Linked DNA regions of Mus musculus: all the other regions are linked to region 3. Evidence: chromatin contacts called from ENCODE Hi-C or POLR2A ChIA-PET data. All regions are on one chromosome and are shown on one strand. Each heading gives the region's core, a stretch centred on a gene start or an enhancer-like site at or near the end of the contact. The rest is flanking DNA. Distances are from core to core; before and after follow the strand shown. Region 1 holds the start of Dpp3 (dipeptidylpeptidase 3). Region 2 holds the start of Npas4 (neuronal PAS domain protein 4). Region 3 holds the start of Rce1 (Ras converting CAAX endopeptidase 1).

Region 1 (3,279 bases), core at 434-2,933, 300 kb after region 3:
TCTACAGAAAACAAGCCTGAAGCTACAGGGCTGTGTGTGTGTGTGTGTGTGTGTGTGTGAGCTAGCACCCTTTAGTCTAATCCTCTACCTAGTTGGAGAGAGAGCCCTATGCCCCTTGTTCCTGGTCCTTCGCACATCTCCAGAAGCCCCTCAGAAGCCAGGCGAGCCTGTGAGAACTGACCTGGTACTCTTCTTCAGTAAGACCCTCAGCCAGGGCATGTTGGCGCAGCTGGTCAGGGTCCTGGGCACGGAAGAGGCGGCTAAGCAGGGCATAGATGTAGGGGGCTTCAGGGGATGTCTGGAGCAGCACTGCCAGGCCCCCATACCAAGCAGCTCTAGACAGGTGATGGGCATAGAGGCGCTCTGTGGGTGACAGCAGGCGGAATGCCTCCCTGCAGTCCAGGCTAGACACACCAATGTCATTGGGCAGGATGTACTGGGTATCTGCCATGAGCCCTGCAAGAACACATCACAGTCATCTCAGAGAGCGCAGCATCTTCGCGGCTGCTCTGAAAGCTCATGAGCTAACTAACTTCTTCCATCCAGAAGTCCAGGAGGGAGTAATCCAGTCGCATCCATTCACCTGAAATGCTGGGATTCAAAGACTCAAATACTTGCGGGCCAGCTTTGGCCTGTGGCCTCTCAGACTTAAAATCTGAATCCAATCACTTCATATTACAGATGAGGACACTAAGGCCCAGGATGCCAAGTGTACGAAGGAAGAACCGGCAGAACACAGCCTCATTACTAGACTCCCAGCCCCAGCCACTCCCTGCCTCATCTCCACCTTCTCAGATGTCCTAGTCTCTGTTCAGAATTTCCCAACACCTCTAGCTCATCACAACTGCTGACAAAGGCTTCATGCTGGATATCCACCCCACCGTCCCAACCCCGCTCCACCAAAAGGTCTAAAACCCAGGGCAGCCGCTTCACCTCCCTGCACTGCTCTTTGCTCCTCTGCAACACTGACTGTGAGTATGACACCAAGCTCAACAGCTGGGTATGAAATCCAGGACAGGGATGTGACCCAGTTGGTAGAGTTTGTCTAACCAACAACCAGGCCCAGGGTCAGATTCCAAGGTCAGTCTGGGGTACATAAAACCTTGTCAAAAAATAAATCAAAAACAGCAATGATATTTTGTCCCAGCTTTTCCCTCCTAGCATCTGCCCCAGTCTCATGTCTTTCTTCAGCCCTTCACTATCCTGTTTTCTTCTGTTGCTCTGTTGGGAAGCCATATAAGGGCACAACCCATTTTCCAGATAGGAACCATATGACATTTGGAAAGCAAGCAACTTATCCAAAGCTTTTCAGCTCAGTTGGGACCCAAGGAATTCCGAACCCACCACATTCTCCACGCTCCGCCCCTGGCTAAGGACACGTTTCCACCCTCTGTACTCCTTATTTGCGCGGCTCCGCCCCATCTACCCCTTCGCTCGGAAAGAGGTGTTAACTCTTTACTGCCTGGAAATTCTCCTTGCCCAAAAGCTGGGAGAGATTTGGAAGAGGCACTGAAGGGTGGACAGAAAGGGGATGATCTTGCATGCACAGCCAGGCCTCGCTCTGATCTCCTGAAGATGACACACCGTGACCCCAAAACCAAGGCGCTGTACCTCACCTGCTGCAGCTGCTCCGTTCGCAAACTCACTTCCTGCTTCCGGCTCCCCGCCCCATTCATTGGGACACAAGCCCCGCCCCTACCGACCCGTAGTCGCCCCAGGGATCAGACGGACAGCAGCTACAGCCAGTAGAAGAACCGAAGACAGTTCCTCCCCTCATCTTCTCCCCGCCCCCAAGCGCTACGGGTGGTGCCTGCCTTGCAAGGACCGCGAGGCCTTGGCCTTTTGTCTGCTGGCCCTCACTGCACAGAGGCGTGGCGTAGGGCGATGTTTGGTGAAAAAGTTTGAGTTTCTCAGTACCCCGCGTGGCTGCTGTCGGGTACCGACAGAGGGGACTGACAAGGTCCCCAAACGTGAGAGTTCCTATACATCGGGAGCCTCCACACATGTAGCTGGGAGCCTGCTCTCTTTGGGGTTTCACCTCCAGTGTCCCTACCCTGGATTTGGCAGTTAGGAACCTCCACTTAGAGAAGACTATAATAATGTGGACCCCCTCCTCCCTGGATTTAGGATTTGGAGATGCTATTTGGAGACTACGAAGCTCTTACAAAGAGTGTATGTAGGCTGTGCGAATAGTAGTCCCATCCACCAGTAGTCCCAGGGGTGCAGAAAAATGCTACAGGTGCTCCACTGGGTCGCCATGGAAGCCATCCTTAAAACATTGGGAACCCCAGTTTCCTCAACGCACTTGAAGTCGAGGCCAGCTAGTAGCTGGCACTTTCTTAGTGTGACCACTTGCCAGCTAGAATAGAAAAGCGGTCTCCAGTGACATTGACTGGAGGGCAGCCCAGGATGCAGACAAGCATGTTGTTTACTCTTGGTAGTCAGGGAGGAGTCTTTCTGGGTGACCCATGGCTCTTGCAAGTACTTGCTGACCAGATGTGGTAAGCACTGCAAAGAGCTGGGGCCTGACTTAGGCTGTCTAGGGTTCAATCAGATGTCTGTCTCCTACCAGCTGTGTGACTTTAGATAGCTCACTTCTCTTACTCTGGAACACTGTCAGCTTTACTTCAGGACTAAGTCTACCCAAGGGATGGGCAGCCATCAAGAGGTAGTGCTGTCCCCTAGAGTTGTGTAGGAGGTAGTGTTTCGGGACTGAAATCCAACACACCTTCCTTACCTTGCCTATTTAGAGGGGCCAGAGCAACCATGTGCTTAAGGCCAGCCTTGTCACCACAGCGCTAGTAGCTCTTGGTTCTGATTGGTGAGTGTCATTATAAGGGGGAATTCTGTAAAAATGTGTCCCGAGGAAAGTCCTCTTCTTTCCTTTTGCCTGTTCTCATTGTTTCTAGACGAGGTATAAAGTTGTCTGACTGAGACCCAGTTGAAATGTAAGTGTAACCAGATAGGAAAATAAGGGCTATCCATAGCCACCAAGGGCAAATTCAGGCAAGTGAAGGATCCCAGGGCCCAAGACCCCCAACCAAGCTGCATGGTGTCGTGTTATAACCGCAGTCAACAGGAGTGCATGTTAAATGAAGTCCTTTACCAGCGGCTTGCCATATAGAATTTCATTTAATTCTTGCAAAAACCCTGAGATAACATATCACTGTTGTACCAATTGCACAGGTGAGAGGACCTTTGATTTTATAAGACCTTCCACTATACAGTTTCCACTCCTGCAGCAACACACACACAACACACATTTTCTCTCTCTCTCTC
Region 2 (3,219 bases), core at 252-2,751, 360 kb after region 3:
GCAGAGGGCATGGTGAGCTGCTGGCGCACAGTGAGATGGTCAGCAGGGTCAATGATATCGTAGATACTGTCGCCCTGGGCAACCAGGTCCACCTAGAAAGGAGAAGTGATCATTAGTGAAGGCAGCAAGAGCCTATCTGCAACCAATGATTTTTCTTAGGGAAGACTCCCCCACACTCGCCTCTAATAACTCTGTTTTCAGTAGTGAGAGGCTCATTTTATCTCACATATACCCCAACTTGAGATGCAAGGACTTTTAGTACTCACCATAGAGTGGCCCAGATGCTCGCTCACACTCTCCGACAGGTATAGCAACTTCCCCTCAGCTGTGAATACAAGGAGAAATCCAGGTAGTGCTGCCACAATGTCTTCAAGCTCTTGAGCAGAGAGAAGCCCGGTGGGGCCAGCCAAAGGAGTGCCTGTAGGGTGAGAAGATGTGGTGAGTCAGGATAAGAATCAGGGACAACACAGAAATAAAGAGAACATCTTTTGAGTCTTGGAGAAGACACAGGAAATTCCCATAGACCTATTTCTGCCAACACCTGTTGACCCTATGCTTGTGGATCTTGGCCAGGAGACCTGTTGCTAAAACTATCTAGCCAGGGAGCCCCTGGACTTCCAAGCCTGGCCGGAACCTCAGCAGCCCTCTGCTGTCAGCACTGTGGACAGAGCTCTCCCGAAAGGACTGGGATTCAGCACCGCGGACAGCTCCTGCGAAAAGGGGCTATGGCCATTTCAGCACCGCGGGCAGCGCCAGAAAGGGTGATGGCTTCAGGACGTCGAACAGCTCCAGAGCGCATAGAAAGACCCTCTCAGCATTTTCTAGCACAAGCTACTCTTCCTCATACTTTGCCTTTGCAGGCTTTCCCTGTAGCTTGCCAGGCTTCCTTCCGTACCCTCCCCGGATTCCTGGAGTGCCTCTGAGGCAATGGGAGCCTGGACCATTCTGTTTTAGCGCTCTATCTCACACAAATCCAGTGCTAGGACTATCGTTTAGGCTAGTCTAGATGGAGCTCAGAAGAAAAAGTAGGAAGTCCAGGGTCCCCTCAAGTCCCTTCTCTCCACAGGCTTCCAGCACGCTGTGCTAGACAAGCGGCAGTTTTAGCACATTCCCTCAGCTCCTCCATCCCTGGTCCCCGTCAGCTCTGGTCTCCGGTAGCCCAAGCTGCTCACCTCCAGCAAAGAAGACACCCTTGCGAGTGTAGATGCAGGCAAGACTCATGATGTGCAGGTAGGACAGCCGGACCTTGTCCGCTTCAGCCAACGGCAGCAGCTCCTTGAGGTTCCGAATCTCGGCGTTGATCTGGTCGCGGCGCGCCTTGGAGGCGCCCTTGGTGGATCGGTACATGACTGCCGGCTGTGGAGCTCCAGCTCCGGCTCCCGAGCACCTGCGATCCTTTCCCGATGCACCGGAGGCTTCCTCTTCCTTGCTTCCCGGTCTTTTCGCTCAGGCTCTTGCTCGCTCTCGCTCCACTCCTGGGCTCCGCTCGGCAGCGCTGCCCCCCTCGCCTGCCTCGATCCGCCTTATATAGCTCCTGACAGGCGTGGGGGGCTCGTTTTTAGAGACGGGGGGGGCAGCGGGAGGCGGGAGGCTGGGCTAAAGCAAGCTGCAGAGGGAGCCACTGGCTGGGGAGGGGGGGTGCTCCTCCTCCCTCCCAGACTTCCGACGTCATCCCGTGACGTCGAACGGGAGAGGGAGGGGGCGGGGGAAGGGGGAGAAGGGAGGGTGCAGAGGGGGCCGGCTGGCAAGAGCTGTGCAGAGCCAGGAATGGGGTGCAGGGACCCAGGTTTTCCATTACATTCTATTAGGAGGAGGAACAGTACATGGATTAGGGTGGTCTGAAGCCCTTAACAAGAGAGTTTGTAGAAGGCAAAGCGAGGCTGCTATCAACATAGATTTTTCTAAGGAGGCAAAGGATGAGAAGGGGCTTGGTCCTCTGCCAATTTGCCGCCATCTGCCAGGCAGGGGTCGAAATTACATGAGGGACTTTCCTTGGCTTTTGGGGAGGGGCTAGGTCACAACTGGGGGTCTTTTCTGGGGTCTATTCAATCTGAAAGTCCCTTAGCCAGTTTCAAATAAATAATTCCTTCTTCGCCTCCATGCCCTGACCTGAGGGTCTAAATCTCCAGGATAGGGTGGAATGGTGGTCCTGTGGAGAAGAGACCACTTGAATTCGGTCTTGATCATATTTCCTTAGCACCATAGGAACACAAACATCTCCACTGTGATCTGCAGGGATTCCTTTTTCCTCTATTAGTTCATCTTAGCCACCTGTCGGGGAAACTGAGGCAAAGACCCAGGGCCTGGTGAGGATCTGGATGTGTGTTTGAACCTCTCCCACGATCCCCTCCCGCTTGTCAGCCCCCAAGACGAGCTGTTCCCCCGCCCTCTTGCGAGCCCCAGTCTCTCCGGCGGGCTGGGGGGCGGGGGCGGGGCCGGGGGAATCCCAGCTCCATATTAGGACAGGAATCCTCCGGCGGCTGCGGCGGCGGCAGCGGCGGGCGGGGCCTACCGGCCTCCGCACAGCTCTAGAAAGCTCTCCCCACTGCTTCAGCCGGGAAGAGGGGGAGGCTGCCAAGTAGCCAGGGTCTGCTGTGCCCTCAGTGGCTGCTGCACCTACCCAAGACCCTTTAATTCTGCCAGAGTCCCCTCCCCATCTCCCTTCAATTCTTGCTCCATCTTTAGCTCCAGGGCTCCTCGTTCTGCCTGTGCACTTGTCACTGAGTGAGCGCACAACATACACCTTTCTTTTTTTTTTTTTCCTTCGTTCATTGAGCGTTGGACAGTCTATCTCGGCTTTGTGGGCGCCCCCCACCCCCACCCCTCTAATTTGCACCTTTGGTTTAACTACCTGTCATGTCAGGCTTGTCTTTGTAGTGTGGCCTTTGCATCACCCCACCCCTCCAGACACACACCCCCACACACACCTTTCTTCAGTCACTTACATGCGATTGCTGTCTACACAGGGTATGGGAGCCCTTTTTTTATCCCACAACCATTTCACAAAGGACTAGAGAAACTTTTTGCCCAAAATTTCATTTAGAGTAGGAACATATAAAAGCACTTTTAGAGCCTGAAAAACAAGACCATTTAAAAAGTTGAGGGAAGCCGGGCGTGGTGGCACACGCCTTTAATCCCAGCACTTGGGAGGCAGAGGCAAGCAGATTTCTGAGTTCGAGGCCAGCCTGGTCTACAAAGTGAGTTCCAGGACAGCCAAGG
Region 3 (3,437 bases), core at 630-3,129:
CTATGAGGGACATCAGAGCACCCCACCCCTTGACTGCCTCTGCAGCTCTCCAGGCCTCACCTGCAGACACGAAGATACTTCCCACACTGCTCTGGCGGAAGCGCAGCTGCTCAATAATGTGGTGAAAATGGGCTGGGAGGAAGGTGAAAACCACATATGCCTCTGGCTTTCTACCTAGCTCCCCTCACCCAAAGCCCCATTTTTAGCCCTCATGCTGGGAACGTCATTGCTGGACGGGCGAGACTCACCGACTCCAAAAAAGAGTGGGCAGGTGAACACAGCAGGGCCCAGACCCGTGCACGGCGCTAGCATGGGCAGCATGCAAGCCCGGAACACCAGCTCCTCTGTCAGCGGTGCAATAACTTGGTTTCGTAGCCAGCGCATGTCTGTGAGGCAGCGGGCCCAAGAACGAGGGGCTAGAGTGAATATTCAGGATAAGCAGTGAGTGCCTGGTTACTAGAGACATCTGGGCCCTCTCCCACAGATTTACTCGAGCCAAACTCAGTTTAGGAGATCCTGGGAATCAGAATGGGGAAGGGAACAAGCCTTATCAGACCAAATTACAACGGCTTGAGATGGCTGGCAGCAGGAAGGGAAGGCAGCAGTAGATGAGGGAGTCACAGAAAATTCCAGAGGCACCCAAATTTTACCAAGGCCAATCTTTGGGGAAGCCAAATGATGAGAGAGCAGGGGAAGATGCTGTCTGGCCCATATCAAGTGCTGTTTGTGGTCCAGACAGGCCTCCTTGAGTATCACACTTACAGGGTACTCAGCAATGTAATCCATTTTACTGATGTGGAAACACACGCTGAGAGGTGACATCTCACCTCTTCAGTCCAGATCACACCATCTCACTGACTCCTTTCCCCAGTGTTCTGGACTGCCTGTGCCTACCTTTTCCTCAGTCTTGAAGACTCACCCAGGACAACCTTCAGCCCATCTGTCAGGTCACAAGGGCAATCCATAGAGAGCTGCATCAGTGGACCCAGGAAAAGGATCTGGGGGGGGGGGGCAAACATAAAATGAAAGCCTTTTACCACAATCCAATGACCTTGCCCACACCTATGCCCTTGGTCAGCCTCACCAGACCTCAGGTTTCCTGAGTTCTAGGGTTTCCCAGCCATGTACACCAGAAGCTTAGGGGGCCACATCATAATTCCTGTCTTCCATCTGCCAAAAGCTGTACCCAAGCAGGGCACGTCATTACACTAGTGACAACAGAGTTGGAAAAATAAAGCAGGACTCACCATAGTTAGCAGCAGGGGCAGCAGCGCTGCTGGGAAAATGCCCTCCAGCCTGAAGCCCATCAAGGTAAGCAGTGATGTGCCTGGCTGAGCCACAGGAAAGGGGGCGTTAGTGATGTTCCCTCCCACAAAATTCTAGATTCTTCCCCTAGCTGCCCTGTGCCCCACCCACCTCCTTCGCACCTGGATGCCAGTGAGTTCCCTCCAGAGCAGCACGCAAAGAGGGGACAAGCTGGACACTACCAGGACACTGGTGGAACGCCGCTTGATAACAGCGGGGTGGTCCCTAGGAAAAGGGACAGTAAGTTCCGGGGGGCCTGCAGCAACCACGCCAACGCGGCCCCACCCCCGTCCGGCCCAAGCTCCGCCCGCAGCCCCGCCCCACGAGGGCGCAGATCCCGGCCGCGCGCGCATCCCCCGCACCTGGGCAGCTCGCTCTTCCACACGTAGAGGCTGCCCACGTAGGAGCAGGCGAGGCTGAAGCAGGAGAACACAGACACCCAGCAGCACAGCCCCGAGCCCGGGCCGCTCAGCGCGGCTGACTCGGGCTGCCGCTCTGGCCGCGATACCGACAGTAAACGCAGCCCGTCCCCGCCCAGCGCCGCCATCACGCCCGGACCCGTGGCGCGCGGCAGTGACGCGACGGCGTAGGTGACGTCAGGCGGCGGCGCGAGTTGTCGGGTCCCCCGGGCGCCCCTCCCCTTGCACGATAGTTGATACTTTGTGCTTGGAACGGCTTTATTGAAATACAGAAGTTGTGACACACGTGTCCCGGGCTTCCTTGGCTTGCTGGGCGTCTCAGAGAGAATGCTTAGGACCTGTGTCCCGGATTCAGCCACTCGGACAGATTGGATACCTCCTGTAGCCACAAGTCCTGCGGGAGCAGAGGAGGCGGTGGTGAGGACCCGGCGGTGGTAGCTCAGGCCCGCACCCGCCCTGCTCTCGCTGCGGTACCTCCAGGCCGCCCGCAGGGCTAGCTGCCTCTGCCGCCTGGGCCCTGCCGTGGGCCGCTTGGGTCTGCGATCCTCTAGCAGTGAGGGAGACCTCGGTGAGCTCGCGGTCGCGCGTGGCGGATTTTGGCGGGCTCCGGTCTCTTGCTGAGCCCAGAACTCGCGATTCTTCCCTGCCATGGTTGGGGCTGCCCCTCTTGGGCCTCTTGTTTTCTGCTTGCCCGATGGATTCTAGGAGAGAACAAGCCCATTTCATCTTACTCCCGAAGATTTGTGCCAATGCTACAGAGATTGTTGGGGCAGGGGTATCGTTCTAAATTAACTCTCCCGCTCCACCTTTCCGGATGAAAACATTTCAGTACCTGACCTCCCATGATAGGCGACATCTAACTTTCCGCCCAAACTAGGTGATATGCATTTCAAGTTCCTCTCTGAACCTAAGCTTTGCTTCGGGCAATAAGCAACTCAATCTCTCTCTGGTATTGTTCTAGGCAGTTACTACAGAGGCAGCTTTTTGTTGTTGATGTTCAGACAGACTCTCTTGAAACCCAGGCTAGCCTTAAAGTGATCATCTTGCTTCTAACACCCAAGTGCTGGAATTAGACACTCGTGAACATGCTTTAGCTCAGCGGTTCTCAACCTGCGGGTCGCACATCAGATACTTACACTGTGGTGCATAACAGTGGCAAAATGACAGTTAATTAGTAACACTGAAGATAACTGTATGGTTGGGGATCACCACAGCACGAGGCACTGTATTAAAAGGTGGCAGCGTCAGGAAGGTTGGGAACCACCATCACTAATCCGTAGTAGATCCAGTTTTGGAAGAACAAACACAGAGGAGGATCAAACTCGGTATTGACAAGCAAACCAACTCTGACACTGAGCTACATCCCCAGCCTCGCAGGTGCAGATTTACAGAGTCTTGCCTTGGCTGATTCCTCCTGAGTCAATGAATGCACGTTTCTCTGGAAAGGCTAATGTGCACATACTAAGTACAACGCACAAGTCCTATTGAGTAGCTTTAAAGTAGGAATGCATGCGGTTGCTACTCCAAGTCCCTCAATCACTGTGGAAGGCGGCCAAATCCCAGGTGGCAGCAGCATGGCTAAAGTGGAATGGGATCGTTGGATAGCTGGACCACTCCACACCATGAATTTTATTTCTCTGGTTTCAGTCCAGGGCTTACCCCCAAAGCTAGAAACTTACCTTCAGGGAATTCCTGGGCAATATTCTTGTGCTG

The links. Hi-C counts contacts between places; a loop is a spot of excess contacts on that map. ChIA-PET counts read pairs that join two places held with the same protein, here RNA polymerase II (POLR2A).
Region 1: POLR2A ChIA-PET joins it to region 3 with 13 read pairs in Patski. The contact joins the promoter of Dpp3 here to the promoter of Rce1 in region 3. POLR2A ChIA-PET finds 5 or more read pairs at or near these places in 2 of 5 experiments (Patski and embryonic stem cell).
Region 2: a map of heart shows a loop between it and region 3 (2.6-fold over the local background). The contact joins the promoter of Npas4 here to the promoter of Rce1 in region 3. A Hi-C loop is called at or near these places in 4 of 37 maps with a recorded cell type or tissue (heart and v-Abl transformed pro-B cells). POLR2A ChIA-PET finds 5 or more read pairs at or near these places in 1 of 5 experiments (Patski).

The regions. Positions count from the first base shown.
Region 1 is chr19:4,926,604-4,929,882 of GRCm38, forward strand. It overlaps Dpp3 (dipeptidylpeptidase 3), which reads right to left and starts at 1,684. Exons shown (of 18, transcript NM_133803.2): 1 at 1,617-1,684; 2 at 182-456. The coding sequence starts at 451. It also overlaps a transcript of Peli3 not described here.
Region 2 is chr19:4,988,470-4,991,688 of GRCm38, forward strand. It overlaps Npas4 (neuronal PAS domain protein 4), which reads right to left and starts at 1,502. Exons shown (of 8, transcript NM_153553.5): 1 at 1,173-1,502; 2 at 267-418; 3 at 1-92. The coding sequence starts at 1,347.
Region 3 is chr19:4,623,766-4,627,202 of GRCm38, forward strand. It overlaps Rce1 (Ras converting CAAX endopeptidase 1), which reads right to left and starts at 1,880. Exons shown (of 8, transcript NM_023131.2): 1 at 1,668-1,880; 2 at 1,428-1,530; 3 at 1,248-1,331; 4 at 920-998; 5 at 249-416; 6 at 61-132. The coding sequence starts at 1,852. It overlaps Gm960 (predicted gene 960), which reads right to left. Exons shown (of 15, transcript NM_001033447.3): 14 at 3,404-3,437; 15 at 2,076-2,425. The coding sequence ends at 2,076. It overlaps Mir6986 (microRNA 6986), which reads right to left and starts at 190; the gene lies at 133-190.